Linked DNA regions of Homo sapiens: region 2 is linked to region 1. The links are chromatin contacts, found by Hi-C or POLR2A ChIA-PET in ENCODE. All regions are on one chromosome and are shown on one strand. Each heading gives the region's core, a stretch centred on a gene start or an enhancer-like site at or near the end of the contact. The rest is flanking DNA. Distances are from core to core; before and after follow the strand shown.

Region 1 (7,051 bases), core at 3,022-5,521:
TATCTGTATTGGGATGTGAACATTTCTGCCCAGTTGTCTCCAGATTTCCAGTCTTGGTAGAGTGTGTTGCAAAGTGTCTCCCCACAGTCTCCTCCACTGGAACCCTGTGGGGAAAGGGGGACTTTCATGCAGGGGGCCTTGGCTTATTATCTCAGCAGCTATAGGGGTTGAGCCAACACACTCTGGCTCCTGCCGGGGGCAGGCTCCTGCTGTCTGCTTTCCAGCTGGGTGCCTGCTCTTTGCTCTCTGATTCCCCCTCCTGTTTGGTTCTCTGGCCCCTGCTGGCTGGGTCGCTGCCCCCTGGCATCATCACTCTGAAGCCAGCAGCCCTGCTGGGCCATTCACAGGCATACCCTAGTGGGGGTAAGGGGCAGATGTTATTTCTTTGTCCCCCTCCCAGCAAACACACACACACACACACACACACACACACACACACAATCTCACACTCAATATGTATTAATGTCCTGGGAAGGGGTCCAGGCAGAGAGTGATGGCAGGCTACAGGCTCTGGGGGGATGCAAATGGACCGGACAGTGTGTGTGTACATTGGGGGGAGGCAGTGGTAGTAATGGGGGGTTGTCTTCAGACTGCACTCCTGGGCAATTACATGCCAGCAGCTTCATCCACTACCAGCCGGCATGCAGGCTTTAGACCACCAAGAAGCCTCCCCATATGGCCCCAGCTTGGCCACTGAAAATTCCCAGCCACATTCTCTGGCCGATATGCTGGCACTAGGCCAAGAAAGTTAGCCTGGGGTAGCTGTTCTCTCCCCTAGCACGTGAACACACACACACACACTCACACACCAGTGGGGGGTGGGATGGAGAGTTCCTTTAGAGGCTCATGATTCCCAAAACACCACTCTTGTGTAGGGTTCCTGCCTTACTCATAATCACTTGCCCTTCCCATTTCCCATGTTCCTCTGCAAATCCACCCACCCAAAATACCACCATAGGAAAGAAATATTCCTCTTCTATATTACCTCATCAACTCCTGGCCCAGGGCTCTTTTCTAGGGCTCTACCTGTGAACCCACACATGCACACACACGCAAACACACACACACACACACACTTCTTCCCATCAGATGCTGTAACCTTATCAGAACAAACTTAGCTCCTAACTCTACAAATTCAACTCGCCCCAACCTCCCTGCTTCCTGCTACTCTCTCTTCTTTCTGCCAAATCTCCTTCAAAACCTCTGTTTCTTTTTCTTACCCTTTCTAAAGTCTGGACTGTACATATTGTTGGTAAAACTCTGGGAAAGAAGTAGTTTCCTGAGGTGGTAGAAGAGAGGGTCTCTAAACCCAACTCTGACTCTTTCTCCAGCCCAAGGTGGAAATTTATAAGTCAACAGAATGAATGCACCCCGGCTGAGGCTCCTCCAATTGCAGGGCATCTACTCAGTGTTTTAGGTGCTGTACAGGCACTTACAGTTGACAAATTAGGAAATGGACATAGTTGCAAAGAGTTGCATACCCACTCCAGAAAAAGGACAAAGAGTTGTCTTGGTAATTTTCAGAGAGCAGAGCAGGCAGTGAGGAGACTAGTAGGAGGCAAACCCCTTTCAGAACTGCCTATGGGGGTAGCCAGGAGAGAAGCTGGATGTGGACAGGGGCAGGGCCAGTTTCTAGGCTGCCTGTCTGACCCTCAGTAAAGAAGAGAAGGTGGGGAGAGGGCTGCAGAAGAGCTGGGAGGTGTGACTTCTGCTGGGCCTTCTCTGCCCACTCTCTGCTCCACTCTGCCTAGCCCAGGGCCGTAAGGACACTAGAGAATGGGAAGGAAAAGGGAGGGAACTTAGGTTATGGTTGGGAGGTATTTATTCTCTGATATCCCCAGTTGGGAGAACTCAGCCCTCTTGGCTTAGATCTGAGTTTGGTTTAAAAGGAGAGTATCATCAAGATAAAGAGAAGTACAAAGAAGGAAAGAGCAGAGAGAAACAAGAAAAAGTGGAGAGTGAAAATTAGAGAGAGCCCAGACGAGGTGAAGTGTAGGAGAGACAGCAGATTCCTGGAAAGTAGAGTGGCCCGGCTATTTGTCCAGCCTCCAAACCCACGTGACAGGGACTGTGAAGCAGCCTTGCTCACGGGTTGAGCCGCGCCTCCGCTCAGGGAACCCTGAGCAAATACGCCCTGATCCCCACATAAAGGGCCAATTAACTGCGCCGTCTCCGGGAACAAATCCGCTAACAGGGTGACAAGCCCCTAGACGCTGGCAGGCCCTGTGTTTGCGGAGAGGCCAGCCGGGAGCAAATCAGGGCATTAGGACCGGGCAGGAGCCGCATGGTGGGAGGGTTTCTGGCCCCCTCCGCCCCAGAGTAGGGCCTGGTACCAGGACGTGGGGTTTCTATCCCGATTCAGCCTCTGCTGTGATGGAACCCAGGTGACCGCGGTCAGCAGGGGGCGGAGCAAAGGGCCCCGGAGCCTCGAATCTCACAGGTCAGAGTAGATCAAGCACTCCAATTCCTCCTTAACAGATGGGAAAACTGAGATCCAAAGCGGTGACGTCTTGTACTTGGCAAACGTAGAATTAGAACCCACTTCTGTGTTGGTCATTCCTGAAGGATAGATTTCGGGTGGGAAATACATCCCTTACTTTCTCTCTTATCTGAATACCACCCTGGAGCGAGGAAGGGAGGGGCGTCAAATCTCTTATTATCTTCTTGCTTTTGAAAGGATGTGTCTCTAGCCCGTCTCCCACCTACCCCAGTCCTCAGCCTCAGGGTCTGCTCGGATTTATGTCTTCCCTGGGGGCTCCAGGGCCCTAGTCAGGCACCTGCAGATGAGGTGCTGAAAAGGACAGCTCCCAGGGCGCTGCGTGGCGGTGGGGTGGGGGGTCCATCCGGCCCCACCCCCACTCCCACCTACCCCCTCCCCCACACCTAGTGCTTCCAGCCTTTCTACGTCCCGCCCAGAACTGCTAGGGTTGGAAGGCACCTAAACACCCATAGTTGGAGGCTCACAGCCAGGCGCCTGGACTGAGGAAGGAGGCTTGGAACAAGCCCCCCACCCCTTGACAATGTCTCGGGTTCCCTTGAACAAGCTCTGCCTGAAATATTTCAATTCTTGATTCTGCTTACTCCAGAGTCTGCGACTGTATAGCACCCACCCCTCTGATCTCGACCCCTTTGGGGTCAGAAGCAGTCGCCCCATGAAAGTTGTCTCATCCCAGAACCTGACGGCTGAGCCAGAACTCTGGCACTGACTCTTCAATCAGCAGGGCCTTACCTCAGGTTAGGAATGCCCCGGCCTCTCTCTTTCCCTGATACCCCAAAGCCATCTCCTGTCTAGGAAAGTGAGTTTGTCGAGGTGGGTCTTCAGGTAGAAAGAACTCCAGAAAAGTCAGAAGCAGACCGCGACTGGAAGTGGGAGGTGGGAGTAGGGGCCCATGGTTTTCTTTTCGCCCCCCCCAGGAAGGACGACTGCTATCCGATTTGAACAGATTTGCACTAATTTTGCAGCAATCCCACATGCCTTTACAAAAATAATATTATCTTTGTTTTTGTCCTAGAATCCTTGGTTCCATTTCAGTCTCCTCAAAAACGTAAAACAATTTAATAAAAAATGTCAAAGCAGGGTAATGTAAAAGGATTCAAATAAATGACAGTTGCCTGGGTTTCCCTGGCTTTCAGTCTCCTACAGGAACTCCTAGATTAGGGCGTTTGGAGCAGGACTCCCGGGTCAGGGCGCGCCGCTCCATCCTCTGGCCTCCTGGCTGCAGACCAAAGGACCAGAGGGCAGAGAGGTGGACCTGTCTTGGAATTCTCTGCCTACTCCCAACTCTTGCTGCAAACCACCCCAGTCTCCTGCCCTTCCGTCGCCAAACCCCTAGACTTGGGAGGGAATGGAAACCAGAACTTTGGCAGCAAGGAGCATTGCTTGCGCTTTGCCTCAGTTTCCAAAAGGTTCGGGAAAAGAGAGGACAGATTCCTGTTCTAAAGTTGGGCAGAAGGGCAGAGTCCGACAGAGCCTCGTCCCTCATCTTGGGTGCTTTGAGACAGGGAAAATCTCTCGCCGCGTCCAGAACGGAACGCTGGGCTTGGGGTGCGGGGCGGGGACTCCAACTCGCGCGCTACGCTACTCGTGTCTCCTGCTCGGATAGTGACTGTAGAGGTAAGGGTGGGAGGGTGGAGGGAGGCGGATTAATCCCTTAATTACGCCGTGATCGGCGTGGCACCTGCTTTCCGCCTGCCCAGCTCCCAGGGGACTCCGGCACTAGGGGGTGGAGAGAAGGACGAGGGAAGGAGGAGGGCACGAAGAGGCACCGACCGTACCCAGGCGCACCGGCAGGAGAGCGGCACCGTGGCTGCCGCAGCGCGCAGAGGCTGTGGAGGGGCTTACGGCTCCCAGCCCACGGGTCTCAGACCCAGGGGCTGGGCCCCCAGCCCCCAGTCCCGATCCCAGCTGGGTCGAGCCATGCTGCGCTACCTGCTGAAAACGCTGCTGCAGATGAACTTGTTCGCGGACTCTCTGGCCGGGGACATCTCCAACTCCAGCGAGCTGCTCTTGGGCTTCAACTCCTCGCTGGCGGCGCTCAACCACACCCTGCTGCCTCCCGGCGATCCCTCTCTCAACGGTGAGACCCTGCCTCTTGGGGATATGGGATCCTGGGATGGGGATGAGGTGAGAGGGCGGCGTGGAAGGGAAGGAGAAGCGCTCCTGTCCCGAGGTCCGGGATTGAGTGGCGCCTCCCAGCGCCTCCCTGGGTCGTGGGGTCTAAGGGATAATTTGGAGCTTCGAGCACATGAGTGGGGGTACCCGCGGGAGGTCGAGGGCTTGGGAGAAGATGGCTACTGAGTCTTTTTACACCTCCTTCCCTTCCCCTACAACGCCCACCCCAGGTGAGAAGAACCGTTGCTGGTAACGGGCAGGGAAGTCCGAGCTAAGAAAGGCCCGGGCCCAGCGCAGGGAGGGCAGAGGAGGGGGCACAGTCTCCCGCCGGCCTCGGCCAAGCCAGGTCACTCGGTGACCCACCCAGGCAGCTGGTCTTCGGAACCCCGAAGTTTCCCAAGAACTCACTTAGGACCAGAGGAAGCCAAAATGCTGGATGTGTTTGCTACGGAGGGGATAGGGGCGGCGATCATTTTAAGGAAACTTAGAAGTTTGTCTTTCAGCGGCGGGACTCTCAGCCGGCCCACCCCGGCAGAGCTGTGGCGGGCGGGCGGAGCTGGCGGCGAGGTCGTTACCGCTAATTACGGTGATTAATAAATGACTGGGACAGCGCGCTCTCCCCTAGCGCCGCGGGGAAGCTGCGGGAGCCGGCCGCCGCCAGCCTGCGGAGAGGCCGGAGCGCGCCCCCTGCCTGCCGCATCGGGAACCCCCGCTTTACCGGGCGCTTTCGCGTGTGGTTCCCTCCAGGTGCACGCGGTCCCCATCCCTCTGCCTCGACCCACTCGAGTCTAGTGACGAGCACTGTGCTGGGGACTCGAAGGTGGAGAGAAAGGAGACCCTGGCAATATGTGTGTGTTCATGTGTGGGGCACATCAGGTGCTGAGGGAGGAGCCCCAGAGCCTCATTAGCATGGCCATTAGCTATTCATTAGGCTGCAGTCGAAGCATCTCCTGAGACCGGGAAGGGTAGAGGGGGAAATTCCAGGGAAAGGGCGCCTGCAGCTGTGTCTACAGGAATTAGGGGGAAAAGGCCGACCAGAAGGGTGTGGTCCGTATAGAAGGATTGGGGAGAAAGACGATGGGGGAGGAGCCCGATTCTCCAACCTCTTGACCCTCCTAGATTTCCAGGAGGTTAAGCACAGATCCCTTCTCGCTGGCACCCCGCAGAGTCCCGCTTCTGCTCACCTAGCGCGTTTACAGAGTGTTTTCACCATACTTTGTCTCATCTAAGCTCGAAACTTAGTGAGGTATGCAAGGAAGGTGTTGACAGACACATTTTGCCGCCGAGAAAACGCTTTATAGAGTGAATGGTGCCCTAATCGTCACAAAAGCAGCATGAAGCAAAACCTAGCGATAACAGATCAGTCCATTTCCATTACACCTGAGGGCTATACCAAGGGGAAAAAAGAATATTGGGGCCTGGTAGAATTTGATTCAGGTAGAGACTGTAGGAGCCAAGATAAGGTGCATATGCTGGGAACACAAGCCCTTAAATAATGGCAGAGTAGTGACGTTTATCCCCCAAGGGCTTTACATACATTATGGTCTTAGAGCAACCCTATCACTGCTCTCACATCACAAAGAAAGAAACTGAGACTGAGAGAAGTTAAATAATTTGCCCAAGTTCTTACAGCTAGGAAGCGTCAAAGTCTGAGATTCCAGCCCTGGTTGGTTCAACAGCAACACTTGCTCTCAATCACTCCAGTGTTGCTCACCACGGGGTGTTCCAAAATTGGGAATGGGAGGAGATGGAGGAGAAGAGAAGGGTGAAAAGCAGAGATTTCCATTTGGAAGGGAGGAGATGGAGAAAATTACTCTCCCAAGTGGGACAGAAATCGATCTTCTTGACTCCAGGCAATTAAAATAAACTCAGAACAGCGCCAGCACGGGTCAGCCTGTCCAGCTTTGTCTACAACAGAACTTCTAAGAGGGGGGGCAGGAAATGAAACCCAATCTCACAGGCGGGCTGGAAGCGGGAGGTTCCTGCAGATTTTGGAACAGGGTAGGAAGGGGGGAACAGGGGGAGGGGGCAGGGGGCAGAACAGATGCTTGAAGTGGTCCCTGGTTATTTTACAGCAGGTTATTAAAGGCTGCAGTGGCACCTACTGGCCGCCACGGGTTACAAATCCACTTTTGTTGGCTGGACTAGGGGCTGAGAGTGCCGGAGTATAACAGGCTCCGGGATCCTAACCGTGCTGCAGAAGGTGAAACAGGCCAAAGTCTGCAGGCCAAGTGACAGGTAGGACAGAATATGTGGATGAACTGATCGGAGTGAACAGGGGAAGTAGAGGAACATCAATCAGTAGAATAATCTATTGGAAACTATGCACCTGTCAGGAAAAGGAGCCTTACTAACATTTCTACTGCTATTTGCGTTCAATTCCTGTGACTTCACAGGACCCTTGAAATGAAGCGTGATTATCCGGGGTGTCAGTAAGAA
Region 2 (7,781 bases), core at 4,726-7,225, 1.0 Mb after region 1:
TTCTGTATCTATAATAGATTAAAAGTTTAAATTGTAAAAAATGAAACTGAAAGTACTAGAAGAAAACATGGAATGACTTTTTTCTGAAATTCTGGAGTAGGAAAGGCATTTCTAAGCAAAACAGTCTAGAAACCCAGACACTAGAAAAAGATGTGACCTAAAAGGAAAAACTTCTGCCAGCAAAAAATAAAAGGCAAATGACAAACTGAGAAGAAAAAAATAAGTGATGGTAAAGTGCGACCTTCCTCAATATATATTTCATGAATATATACATCAGTTTTAATGAAAAAGTAAAAAAAAAAAAAATCCAGCAACCTGAGAGTCAAATGGGCAAAGACCAAGCATTTCAAACAAAAAGAAAAAAGCTTATAAAAATTTTTTAAAAAAAATTTTAAATGCTCAATTTTACTCAGCTGAGATAAATGCAAAAGGATATGAACTATTTTTCAAGGAAGTGACTGCAAAGACAAAGTTTGATAGTATACCACTTTGGAGAGGGAATAGAGACACAAGCTCTATTAATGTATGGTCAGTACAGCTTCTTTGGAGGTAAACATTTTGGCAACAGCTGTCAAAATTGAATATACACATACCTTTTGGCCCACCTCTCCCATGTCTAGAAATTTAATCCATTCATATGCTTGCACAAATAGATAAAAACTTGCAAGATACTCGTGTTAGCATCAGTAAACCTATAAACCTAAATTACACCAGTAAGGGAATGGCTGACTAAATTTATGATACATTCATACATTGGAATTCCGCGCAACATAAAATGAAGAATGTCGGCCTGTGCTGATATAGCTGGATAACCAAGATTATCTTTAAGGTTCAGAAGAGTTGTGTAGTGTTGTCCTTTACGGTATTAAAAAAAAATGTACATGTGAATATGGAAAATTTCTAGATAAATCATAAGAAATTGCCTTTGAGAGTAAAACTTGGTGGGGGAGGGAAAATCCTTGCTTAAAATTATCATGTGCATGTATTAGTTTTTCAGTTTAAAAAGAAAAATAGTGGGGACACAGGAAATAGTGGACAGTAGATACCTATCTCAGATCCAGTCAGGAAACTAGCATTGGGTATGTGGCTGATTGATGTGGATACCAAGTTATTTCAGACACTAGAATAAACAGATTTAGCTGGCAACTGAAGATGCATTAAAACTACCAAGACAGCTGGGCGCGGTGGCTCACCCCTGTAATGGGAGGCCGAGGCGGGTGGGTTGCCTGAGGTCAGGAGTTTGAGACCAGCCTGGCTAACATGGTAAAACCCCATCTCTACTAAAAATTCAAAAATTAGCCAGGCGTGGTGGCCCACACCTGTAGTAGTCCAGTTACTCCGGAGTCTTAGACAGGATAATCGCTTGAACCCAGGAGGTGGAGGTTGCAATGAGCCGAGATCATGCCACTGCACTCCAGCCTAGGTGACAGCAAGACTCCATCTCAAAAAAAAAAATTATTAAAGCATAGAAATTATATGTATGCACGTATATACACATTATATGTGTGTGAGAGAACACAACACTGCTTTTGTGATTTTTTTTTTTTAGATCAAATCACTCTTTTATGGTTAAAAGCAGGGACTCAGTCTGAAGCCAAACTGCTTGAGTTAGAATTTCAGCTCCACTACTTACTAGCTGAGTAACCTTGGGCAAGTTATTTAACTTCCCTGTGCCTCATGTTATTCATCTGTGAAAAGCAGATAATCCCACAGCTGAAAATTACATGAATTAATAAATGTAAAGCACATAGAACAATGGCAGGCACATAAAGTACTCCCTAAGTACCTGTTACATAATGTGCATTAAGCAGTATGCCCCATATCATGTAGTTTCAAGCTTTTCTTATGCCAGAACTATACTGTCCTGTTTTAGGACCTGAAGGTGGCAAGACAGTAGAAAGCAGGAGTAAGAGTGGAAATGAAAGCAGGTAATAGATTCCCTAGAACTGAGTTAATGCCCCTCTAAACTGTTCTGATACTACCCTGTATTGAATTTATGATGGCCTTAGCCATTCTTTCTCCATTTGACTGCTATAAAACGGAGATAAGGGAATGAGCAATTTATGAGCTGGGAATTTATTATCAGAAAACTGACCAATGTTATCTCTTGCAGAAGGTCCTACAGTGTAGGGGAAGCAATGGAAGAACTTCTACCTGATGGACAAATATGGGCTAATATGGATCCAGAAGAACGAATGTTGGCAGCTGCTACAGCTTTTACCCACATCTGTGCAGGGCAGGGTGAAGGAGATGTCAGGAGAGAAGCCCAATCTATCCAATATGATCCCTACAGTAAAGCTTCAGTAGCCCCAGGGAAGCGACCTGCTCTTCCTGTGCAACTACAGTACCCACATGTAGAAAGTAATGTCCCTTCAGAAACAGTCTCTGAGGCCTCCCAAAGACTCCGAAAGCCAGTGATGAAGAGAAAGGTGCTGCGCAGAAAGCCAGATGGGGAAGTATTAGTAACAGATGAGTCGATTATCAGTGAATCAGAATCTGGTACAGAAAATGATCAGGATCTCTGGGACTTAAGACAAAGGCTGATGAATGTACAGTTCCAGGAAGACAAGGAATCTTCATTTGATGTTTCACAAAAATTTAACCTACCACATGAATACCAAGGAATTTCTCAAGATCAGCTCATTTGCTCTCTACAAAGAGAAGGAATGGGCTCTCCAGCTTACGAACAAGACCTGATTGTTGCCAGCAGACCCAAGTCCTTTATTCTCCCAAAGCTGGACCAGTTAAGCCGAAACCGGGGCAAGACAGACCGGGTAGCCCGGTATTTTGAGTACAAACGGGACTGGGACTCAATACGTTTACCTGGTGAAGATCATAGAAAGGAATTACGCTGGGGTGTCCGAGAGCAGATGCTTTGTCGAGCAGAACCCCAATCCAAACCTCAGCATATATATGTCCCAAACAATTATCTAGTACCAACAGAGAAGAAAAGGTCTGCACTCCGTTGGGGTGTTCGTTGTGACCTTGCAAATGGTGTCATACCCAGGAAGCTTCCCTTCCCTCTTTCTCCTTCTTAAATCTTTTTAAACTTCTTTCACAGGATTGTTTGAGATAACCTAGCTCTTTATATCTTCCCTTTTAAATAGAAACAACTGTCTTGAGAAGCTCTTCGAAACATTTTATGGTAAGGACTTCACCTATCATTGGTCTTTCCTAGCTATATATCACATTGGTATCAGATGATACTTCCAAATTGCCACTCAAATCCAGCAATTGCAAGATAAATCATATCAGAGAAAGAACAACAGACCTGGTCTTTCTATTTTGTCAAATTAGTAAGGGCCCTTTGTGTCCTGTAACTTTTTTTACCTATCAATATGAGTTGCTGTGCTTCAGTGTGTGTTTTTTAAGTTGCTGGGCATTACACTTACCAATTAAAGAATTTTGGAAATTCATGAACTTGAACATTATTTCATGAAATACTTGCCTAAGATGATCTTGAACCTGGGCTATGATGAGAGCTCAAAAGAAGGAACAAGCCGGGCGCGGTGGCTCACGCCTGTAATCCCAGCACTTTGGGAGGCTGAGGCGGGCGGATCACGAGGTCAGGAGATCGAGACCATCCTGGCTAACACGGCGAAACCCCGTCTCTACTAAAAATACAAAAAATTAGCCGGGCGAGGTGGCGGGCGCCTGTAGTCCCAGCTACTCGGGAGGCTGAGGCAGGAGAATGGCGTGAACCCCAGGGGGCGGGGCCTGCAGTGAGCCGAGATTGCGCCACTGCACTCCAGCCTGGGCGACAGCGAGACTCCGTCTCAAAAAAAAAAAAAAAAAAAGAAGGAACAAAAACCTGCCTTTTACATAGTCCTAAAGGATGGGAGAGGTTAACAACATGGATAGCCTCATTACTAAAGGTGTACAACAAATCCAAGTAGCTTTAAAATACTTTCTAACAAATGCCCCAAAACAGTACCATATAACATACAGGATTCAAACTTGTTTTATTTCAGAATTATTTCATTAATATTTTGCCTGCCAGCTGTTATTTCTGGAATACCATTCTTTTTATAATTTGCCCCTGAGATTTTTGTAGGAATTATGCATCATTTGGAAGGGTATTCCTACTCCAGTAGAAATTCAAACTAGTAACATCTGGAATCAGATGCAAACATAAATACCAATATGAACCTAGCCTGTTTGGGTGCAGATCAAAATAGGAATTCTGCTCACCTTAAATTGTAATTTATCTGTTCTTGATATTTCTGACCCAACGGGGACCATCTAAAATCTGAAAGTTGTCAGTTTTAACACCAGAGGCCAGAAGAATGATAGTACAGTTTGCTTGTTCACAGAGAAAAAGTTCTAACATAAAGGTGAATGACCTTGACCGTTACTATCTGCGAAAATCATTTTCCCTGTAACATTTAAAGCCACATAATTCACACATTCACCCAGTTCTATTTGTTAGGCATTTGTCTGGAAAAGAAGTAATCAATGACTCAGGTACATGTAGGATATACTCACCGCAAAAAAGTAGAAACTGCAAACTGTCCACCAACAGTGGAATAGTAAATGTCTTTAAAGACATTAGAATATTAAATAGTCATTGGGAATCTTGGGAAAGTAATATGGGAAGGTGAAATTAAGTGACATGAATGTATCATAAACTATACAGGATGATCTCAGTACACACAGGGAAAGATCAAAACCTAACGAGTAGTGGGATTAAAGGTAATTTGTATTTATACCTCGACTTTTTATGAGGTCAAAAATTACATGGTGATTTTAACATGCAAAACACTCCAGTGATTATTTGGATCTCAAAGTCCAACATTACCAAAGTCTCCAAAGTTCAACTCCCGTGCTAACTAAAGAACTAGGCCAGGGAGTGAGTCTAGTTGGTCATAAGGCAGATTTGTGGCAAAAACAGGACTTGGTACACTACAGTGCTTTTTCCAGCACACCTTACCCTAATTCAGGGTGAAGTGCAGGAGTTCCCAAGCAGACGTTTAAAGTAACACCCTGGCCAGGGCTGCGAAGTAACCACAGAGAGGGAATTCGTGTGTCCCCTAAGCACCAATTACAAACTAAAACGGCCATCACCAGATGTTCCATACATTGGGCCAGGCGCCGTGGCTCACGCCTGTCATCCCAACATTTTGAGAGGCCAAGACGGGGTGGTGGCGGGGGGGAGGGGGGGTCGCTCGAAGTCAGGAGTTCGAGACCAACCTGGGCAACACAGCGAGACCGTGTGTTAATTAAAAAATTAAAAACTAGGCTGCCAAGATGGCGCACGCCTGCAGTCCCAGCTAGTTGGAGGCTGAGGTGGAAGGATCGCTTGAGCCCAGGAGGTAGAGGCTGCAGTGAGCAGTGATCACGCCACTTCACTCAGCCTGGGCGACAGTCTTAAAAAAAAAAAAAAAAAAGTCCTAATCTCAGGAACCAGTGGGTTAACACATAAATAGCATTCCTCTTGATAAACTTTATATTAATCCAAAGGGAAGAAGAGGGAGTACTGTCCAAAGGATTAGCAGACACGCACTATGATCACTAGAAAGCAATCGTGGTCTGTATGTAAGGCAATCCCCAAAATAATTTGAAAATTGCTGCCACAGCCTCCCACATACTCCTGGGTTCTCAACTTCTACTGTTTTATGAGCACCCAATTCTAAGTGGGGCAGCAGAGCACTTTTGTACTCCACAGTACAAGTACCACTGAAGCTCCCGTCACAACGGAATTAAAGACGACCCTACTGCGGCGAGTTTCCACCGAGAGCTCCAGAAAGTACCAGGCACAAAAGAAAAATACATGGTCTTAAGCGAGGTCTCATTTCCATACGGCAATGCTTTCCTGAAAAGACCAAAGTATGTGAAAGAGGGCAAAAAGAAGACAACAGACAACCGTTCAGCAGTGTGTCCATTTGTCCCTTCCCCTGTGGAACCCAGAAAGTAACCCACTCCAAAAATCCCACACTTACTTTCCGGCAGCCGGCCGCGCCGCGTTTCCGAGAAAGGAAGCTGTCACTGTGCGTCTTCTGCGCAGGCGCCCGAGCCCTCATGGGAGGTGTAGTCCAAGTTTGTGGGAAATGTAGTTCTGAGAACCGAGCTTGGTGCTAGAATCTACCTGAGGTTTTCTAGTCCAGCTACCGTTTCTCCGCCCACAGGGCAGAATCTGGGCCTGTGGCGGGACAGCAATAAAAGGAGGAATTGTAGTGCTACGCTAAAATAATAGAAAAAAGGTAATTTTTCAAATTCTGCTATCCTTATACGAAAACTAAAAGATTGAAGATCTTGGCTCGATTTTATACCTAGTTAAATGAGAAGAAAGTTACCATTGAGAGACAAAAACATTTACTATTAGAATTCAAATTAAAAGCTGAAATGAATATGATAATCTCAAAACAAACGACTAGGTGCCCTGAGAGTGACCGAACAGAGCGGGGAGCGTTGCTTCAGCACCACGGAGAGATCATGACTGCAGTTTCGTGTGGGTTTTTGTATTTTTGCCCCCAATTCCAGAAATGCTGATCAAAATCTCAAAATTACAATTAGAAAACTGGGGGGCGGGGGGGAGGTGGAATTTGGTTCTTTCGTCCAAATTGAGCGGTCATTAAATCATTAGTACCAGGGATCCAGGGATCTATACCGGATTATGCAAACGCATGTAGGACGTAGAGGTTATACCGAAAGGTAATGTTTTTAACAAGAGACCACATTTCAGAATAAAAGCTTTAAAAAGCCTATGTGGAACATCACAGGTATCTAGGGCAGGAACAGCAGTTAGAGCTTGAACAGTTCTGCTTCCTTTCCGCAACTGTGGCATTCGAGGTCATTCGTCATATCAAATTCATCAGATTTTGTCTCCACTTTGCTAACCAATTCGCTAACCTTTCTGACATCTTGTGATGTGGAGGCGGAAATTTCCAGGGAAACCGACACGGGGCGTAAAGCGCGGCGGGGAGTCCGGGGGGCTCCCGCCTGGAGGGCTGTGTGAGCGGCGGGCCGCGGGGCGGCGCGGGGGGCGCTCTCCACTCTGCGGAAGCTGCCCCCTCTGCCCTCCGGTCCGCGCCCTTTCGCCCCGCTCTCTGCCCTCCGCCCCGCTCTCTGCCCTCCGCCCCGCTCTCTGCCCCCCGCCCCGCTCTCTGCCCTCCGCCCCTTCCGCGCGCCACCCAGCCTTCCAGCGCCTGCGCGCCGCACCGCGGTGGTCGCGGGCGCGGACGCGGACGCCTGCCCCCTAAGGAAGCCCATTGGCCAGCGGATGGGGCCAGCACCGCCTCGCGCCGGTGGTGGAAGCACGTGCTGGGGGCGGGAGCAGCAATCGCAGCCATGGCGTCGTTACTGTGGGGAGGCGACGCAGGGGCGGCGGAGAGCGAGCGGCTGAACAGCCACGTAACCGCCACCGAGCCGGGGGGCCACAGCCGCGGGGGTGGAGCTCCCACTCGCAGAGGGAGATCGGCTGGGAGGGGAGGGAGAGCCCGCGAGCGTTCGAAGTGGGGCGTCAGATGCTGGAGGGGAGATGCGGGAAGGGTTTGGAAGAGGGCCACAGAGGGAGACCCCGTCCCCACCCCCACGAGAGGCAAGACCTTTGGTTAGAAAGGGCAAAAATGACGACCCCTGGAAATCCAGGGTGGGAACGCAGCTGGTAGTCCCAGCTAGACCCCGAGTTTTCTACTCTGCCCATTTGCCCATTAAGCCTCACCTCGCTTCCATCCATTTGCCAGCGCACTTTCCTAGCCACCCTCCCCTTGTTGGTGCCGTGAGCCCCAAGTACTGCCCAACTCTAAACTAGAGGCCTAGGAAAGAGAAACTGCATGTACAGG

Evidence for each region. A loop is a pair of places that touch in the nucleus more often than their neighbours do. ChIA-PET counts read pairs that join two places held with the same protein, here RNA polymerase II (POLR2A). Pooled maps may share reads with other maps.
Region 2: a loop to region 1 is called in a pooled map, with 10 times the contacts of the local background. The contact joins the promoter of PUS3 here to the promoter of ROBO3 in region 1. A Hi-C loop is called at or near these places in 1 of 168 maps with a recorded cell type or tissue (naive thymus-derived CD4-positive, alpha-beta T cell) and 7 of 50 pooled maps. POLR2A ChIA-PET finds 5 or more read pairs at or near these places in 1 of 52 experiments (HEK293).

The regions. Positions count from the first base shown.
Region 1 is chr11:124,861,161-124,868,211 of GRCh38, forward strand. It overlaps ROBO3 (roundabout guidance receptor 3), which reads left to right and starts at 4,272. Exons shown (of 28, transcript NM_022370.4): 1 at 4,272-4,577. The coding sequence starts at 4,418. RefSeq lists enhancers at 1,747-2,248, 4,588-5,264.
Region 2 is chr11:125,897,231-125,905,011 of GRCh38, forward strand. PUS3 (pseudouridine synthase 3) reads right to left here and starts at 5,976. Exons shown (of 4, transcript NM_031307.4): 1 at 5,940-5,976. It overlaps HYLS1 (HYLS1 centriolar and ciliogenesis associated), which reads left to right. Exons shown (of 3, transcript NM_001134793.2): 3 at 2,114-3,416. The coding sequence starts at 2,139. The coding sequence ends at 3,038. It overlaps DDX25 (DEAD-box helicase 25), which reads left to right and starts at 7,278. Exons shown (of 12, transcript NM_013264.5): 1 at 7,278-7,350. The coding sequence starts at 7,288.